Linked DNA regions of Homo sapiens: region 2 is linked to region 1. A link is an interaction called in ENCODE POLR2A ChIA-PET data of the cell type or tissue named here. Cell type or tissue: Panc1. All regions are shown on one strand. Links, peaks and the distances in the headings refer to the core of each region. The heading gives the core; the rest is flanking DNA. Region 1 has its middle 6.5 kb from the start of TMEM14B-DT. Region 2 overlaps TMEM170B (transmembrane protein 170B).

Region 1 (2,912 bases), core at 292-2,791:
GTTAAGCCACAGCTCCCGGCCCCCACCAAGAATTTTAAACAGCTGATACGAATGTGTCCAAATATTGGTTCCTTCCGGTGGGTTCTTGGTCTCGCTGACTTCAGGAATGAAGCCACGGACCCTCACGGTGTTTACAGTTCTTAAAAATAGTGTGTCCACAGTCTGTTCCTTCAGCTGTTTGGATGTGTCTGGAATTTCTTCTTTCCGCTGGGTTCAGTGACCTGCACAGGCCTCAGGAGTGAAGCCACAGACCTTCGCCGTTGACTGTTAACAGCTCTTAAAGGTGGTGCATCCAGAGCTGTTCATTCCTCCCCTGTGGGTTCATGGTCCCGCTGGCTTCAGAAGTGAAGCTGCAGACTTTCGCAGTCAGTGTTATATAGCTCATAAAGGCGGAACGTCCACAGTTGTTCATTCCTCCCTGTGGGCTCATGGTCTTGCTGGCTTCAGGAGTGAAGCTGCAGACCTTTGCAATGAGTGTTACAGCTCTTAAAGATGGCACCTCCAGAGTTGTTCGTTCCTCCCAATGGGCTTGTCATTTACGCTAGTGTCAGGAGTGAACCTGCAGACTTTTACAGTGAGTGTTACAGCTCATAAAGGCAGTGAGGACCCAAACAGTAACCAGCAGTAACAGCAGTAAGATTTATTGCAAAGTGCAAAGGAAGAAAACTGCAACAGCATGGAACAGGACTGATAGGAGAGTTGCCACTGCTGGCTCGGGTGGCCTGCTTTTGGCCCCTTATTTGGCCCCACCCACATCCTGCTGATTGGTCCATTTTACAGAGTGCTGATTGGTCCGTTTTACAGAGTGCTGATTGGTGCGTTTACAATCCTTTAGGTAGACACAAAAGTTCTCCAAGTCCCCACCTGATTAGCTAGACACAGAGTGCTGACTGGTGCGTTTGCAAACCTTTAGCTAAACACAGAGTGCTGATTAGTGTGTTTATAATCCTTTAGCTAGACAGAAAAGTTCTCCAAGTCCCCACCCGACCCAGAAGCCCAGTCGGCTTCACCTCTCAGGAATATCTGCATTATACTCAACTTTGCTGTAATATGCATTCCCTAGGAACTGAGTAGAATTAAATAACATGGAAGCTTCATCAAGTCGCTTTTTTTTTTTTTTTTTTTGAGACAGAGTCTCACTCTTGCCCAGGCTGGAGTGCAGTGGCATCATCTCGGCCCACTGCAACCTCTGCCTCCCGGGTTCAAGTAATTCTCCTGCCTCAGCCTCCCAAGCAGCTGGGATTACAGGCGCCAGCAACCACACCCGGCTCATTTTTTTATCTTTAGTAGACACCGGGTTTCACCGTGTTGACCAGGCTGGTCTTGAATTCCTGACCTCAGGTGATCCACCTCCCTCTGCCCCCCAAAGTGCTGGGATTATAGGTGTGAGCCACCGCACCCAGCCTCAAGTAACTTCATTATCATAAGGTGATCCTACATTGATTCTAGGGAGAATGGCATAAGAGGAATTACATTTGTATCCATTTTTATTCCATCTAAAAATCATATTCAGAAACTTGCTTTTCTGGGATGATAGAGTAGACGTACTTTCCTCTCTCACTAAGTGCAACTAAAAACCCTGGACATCATATATAGATGACACATAAGAAGGCTCTGAAAGGTGGAGAAAAGTCTGACCAGTCAGGGATCTTGGGACTCAGGAATGCCATGGTAAGTTCCCTAAAATTGTTTCCCTTATATATCCCAGACTTAAATGTGAAAACCAACCGGGCATGGTGGCTCATGCCTGTAATCCCAGCTACTTGGGAGGCTGAGGCAGGAGAATGGCTTGAACTCGGGAGGCAGAGGTTGCAGTGAGCCGATATCATGCCACTGCACTCCAGCCTGGGCGACACAGCGAGACAAAGCCTAAAAAAAAAAAAAAAAAAAGGTGAAAACCTAGCAGAATGGCCAGCCAGGCGTGGTGGCTCCTGCCTGTAATCCCAGCACTTTGGGAGGCTGAGGCGGGTGGATCACCTGAGGTCAGGAGTTCAAGACCACCCTGGCCAACATGGTGAAACCCCGTCTCTACTAAAAATACAAAAAATAGCTGGGCGTGGTGGTGGGAGCCTGTAATCCCAGCTATTCAGGAGGCTGAGGCAAGAGAATCACTTGAACCCGGGAGGCAGAGGTTGCAGTAAGCTGAGATCACACCACTGCACAACAAAAGCTAAACTCAGTCTCAAAGGAAAAAAAAAAAGAAAAAAAGAAAACCTAGCAGAATGGACAGGCATGGACCAAATAATAATAATAAAAAAGTGCATGAACAAAAATCCTGCTCTTTCTAGCCAAAGGACCACACAAGGAGCAGCCTAGCAAAACTTTCAGGCAGTGACCACTCTGCTGCAGCCAAACCACACATCAAACTGAAGCCCCACTCTGACCCATGCTCACAGGACAGTAAGTAGGGAGCTGGTTGTTTCATTCCCAGTGGCTGGTATCAAGTCCCCTCCCCAATGTGGAGCCAATAGAGACCACAAGGAAAGCCACAGCTCCCAGACCACCTGTCACTAATAAGCCCCCACTCTTTGGGTGTCACTGGAGGTCAAGCAGAGAACCTCATGTGTCACCAAAAGTCACCTACTTCCATCTGGCAGTAGCATCCTTCTTCCCTTCCCATAGCAGTGTCAGAGAAAATCAGTTAAAACAAAAGGTTTAAATAAGAGCCAGAGGCCGGAGCTCACGCCTGTAATCCCAGCACTTTGGGACGGCGAGGCAGGCGGATCACTTGAGGTCGGTTCGAAACGAGCCTGGTAAACATGGTGAAACCTCGTCTTTACTAAAAATACAAAAATTAGGCGTGGTGGTGTGCGCCTGTAATTCCGGTTACTCGGGAGGCTGAGGCACGAAAATCGCTTGAACCCAGGAGGCGGAGGTTGCAGTGTGCCGAGATCACACCGCTGCACTCCAAA
Region 2 (2,912 bases), core at 246-2,745, 830 kb before region 1:
AACCTACGGCCATTACTCTAGTTCAGAACCTGGCCTCAAGTTTAGATTACAGTTAATGCCTCTTAATTCCTCTTCCTTCCTCTTTATTCTCTCTCCCTATCCCCTCTTCTTTCTTTCCTTTCCTCCCTCTCTTCCTCTCTCACTCCTATCCATCAAACCTATATGTTTTGCATATCCATTATGTTCTAGGTACTGTTTTATTTTTGGGGATCGAGCAGTGATGAAGACAGACCAGGTCTCTGCTCTTTCAGGGTTTTCTCTTGCTTCTTTACATTAATTCTATATTCAACTATAAAACAAAATTTCCCACTGAACTGCTTGTCCCTTGCCAACTGCATTCAAAAATATCCATTTGTTTTCCATGGCCGGCAGAATAAAGCCCAAACTTCCCAGATAGCTTTCCAAGGCCCTCTGGAATCTGGCTCGGTTCTATCTTTCCTACTGAATCTGGTACTACTCCTATTAAGCAGACCATGTGCTTTAGCTAAACCTGAGTACCTGTTTAAAACCCCGTCTATGACAAAGCATATGAGGTACCATCCATATCATCAAATTATAGGTTGAATGCAGAAACAACAAAAGCAACTATAAAAACTTAACACAAGATAACAAAAAATAGCAATTGAAGGATAAGAAAACAGACTCCTCCCCATTTCCCACAAGTATTTTATGGTTGTCTTATTAGTGCCATAGGACATACCCAGGAACATGGGAGTAGGGCTTTCCTCTCAAGACAAAGGATGTCAATCACTCTGGAAAGGGTAAAGAAGGGAATCCCTTGCATCATAAAGACAAGGTTGCCTTCTTATCTCTGAGGCAAGAATCAACTAGAAAGGAAGAAGAAACTGTCAGAGAGTCCCAAAACAGATCCAGTGGTAGCAGTGAGCTGCCCCTGACATATGGGAATAGGCCAGACGTGAAGGGCAACAGACACATGTACTCTGCATTGGCAGTCACAGAATCAACAGCAGCTCAGAGAGGCACCCGGTTCCTGGCACAACCACACTAAGCAAGTAGATGTGGCACGCTCCAGTCTCAACAGGGTACACACCTAAGCTCTGCTCAACCAGTGGCTGCAGAAATTGTTACAATAGGTAGGTTGTCAGGAGTGGGGCAGGAGAGGGCTGCCCCCACCCACCAGGAATGTCAGGTGACCATCAGGTGATGGTCCGGCAGTTGTCACACTAAAATGATAATTGGTCACAGGCACCAGGGAGAGGCAATTTCCCAATGGATAAAAACACTTGAAATTGGTAACCAGTAGCTTCCAATAAAATCTCAGGAAATGCGTAAGTGGGCTCAAGCATGTGCATTAAAACAAAATGGTGGAGTATGACCTTTGGGGGCATTCCACCGGAAAACGGAAGAAAGCCTCAGATGAGCATGAATACAACTTCTTAAACACACTGCGCATGCTCGCCTCCCAAGTGTAAAGAGGACACCGCGCATGCGGGTGGCTCACCCTAAAGGAAGAATGAAGGAAAAGGGGTGCAAGACACTGGAAATGGGCCAGCAAGTCATAGCACCAAGGTTAAATGGGGCACTTGACCTCCAAAGTGCCCATTTGTGTCTCTTCCAAGTGTACTTTCCTTTCTTTCCTGCTCTAAAGCTTTTAAATTCCACTCCTGCTCTGAAGCTTGCCTTGGTGTCTTTTTCTGTCTTACACCCCTCAGTCGAATTATTTCTTCTGAGGAGGTAAGAACTGAGGCTGCTGCAGACCTGTATGGATTTGCTGCTGGTAACTTGGATACCTTCTGCTGATAACAAAACCATAAACTAATTCTTTGAAGTCAAGGCTGGAGTTTGGGCCTAAGTACAGTGTTAAACAGAGAAGTCCAGAGGGAATGAACCTGAAAACTTGTCTGAAAAAAGCTCATGAGGCAGCACAGCAGGAAACCTGCAAAGCACTAGAAGACACTCTAGCACAGCTCATTTCTAGTAGGCCATAATAATGTGTATATAAGAAGAAAGTGCAATTTTATTTTGTAGTCACAGGCAGATGACATTAAGGACCTCAGGGCTATACTTTTGCTTATGATAATTATCACTGACATATTTTTATGCCTTTGTTTTTTCCTAGAAAATGAGCAACTTGAAAGCAGAAACTATAATCACTGTGAATTTTCCCATTGACCTGCCTTGCCTCTTGCCAATTTTTATGAATTTTTCTATTTCCCTCAAAACCTTGTAAAAGGACTCTTCACACAGCAGAATTACAACGACTTGTCTGTTCAATGAATAAATCAGCTCATCTTTATCTTCTAGATGGAGTGTGTTAAGTGTTGAAAAATAATCTACATAAAAGATCTCACTAATGTTACATGTATAATAAGAACACAGCTACCAAAATGGTAAGTGTATACAAACTTACATCCTCAGACAAAAGAAAATCAACTTACTGGTAATCATCGCTCCAGTTACAGAAGCCAGAAATCCAATGCTGACTGCAATGACAGAGATGACTCTTCCCTGCCTATGCCTCTGCAGCATCACAAACATCAACACTCCTGCAGCACCATGGACAAACAGAGAAGAGAAGAGAGCCCAGAGGAAGATCCAGTACCACATCTCTGAAAGGAAAAGCAAAGTATTAATCATCTGTTGAAACACAACTTAGAAAATTCAATTTAACAAACAGTGAGCACCTATGGTTTGGGAGGTTAAATGACATAATACATAGAAAAATGCTTCACACAGTGCCTGACACAAGTAGCACTGAATACATTATAAGTTTTATCATCATCGCTGATGCCTGATGGGGAAATAATTCCTTCCATGGCTTCAAAAGGTTAACACTATACTCTAATTTCTTCTAAATGCCCCTATTACATAGCTATCATCCATCAATTTTATATTAAACCCCTGATATATTTGTAAACTTCTTAGAATTATAAAATTACTGTTTGAAATAG

Evidence for each region. Peaks named below come from ENCODE experiments on the same cell type or tissue, not always from the same donor. Only the 100,000 strongest peaks of a DNase experiment are listed, where the experiment ranks them.
Region 2: POLR2A ChIA-PET joins it to region 1 with 6 read pairs; 2 of 35 experiments call an interaction of 5 or more read pairs at or near these places.

Annotation. Positions count from the first base shown.
Region 1 is chr6:10,739,674-10,742,585 of GRCh38, reverse strand. No RefSeq gene overlaps it. Among named protein-coding and RNA genes, the nearest start is that of TMEM14B-DT, 6.5 kb to the left of the region's middle. In Panc1, for the core only: no CTCF peak of the experiment used is centred there; no DNase peak of the experiment used is centred there; H3K27ac peaks cover 1,020 bases.
Region 2 is chr6:11,565,324-11,568,235 of GRCh38, reverse strand. TMEM170B (transmembrane protein 170B) reads right to left here. Exons shown (of 3, transcript NM_001100829.3): 2 at 2,400-2,570. Among named protein-coding and RNA genes, the nearest start is that of TMEM170B, 29 kb to the right of the region's middle. In Panc1, for the core only: no CTCF peak of the experiment used is centred there; no DNase peak of the experiment used is centred there.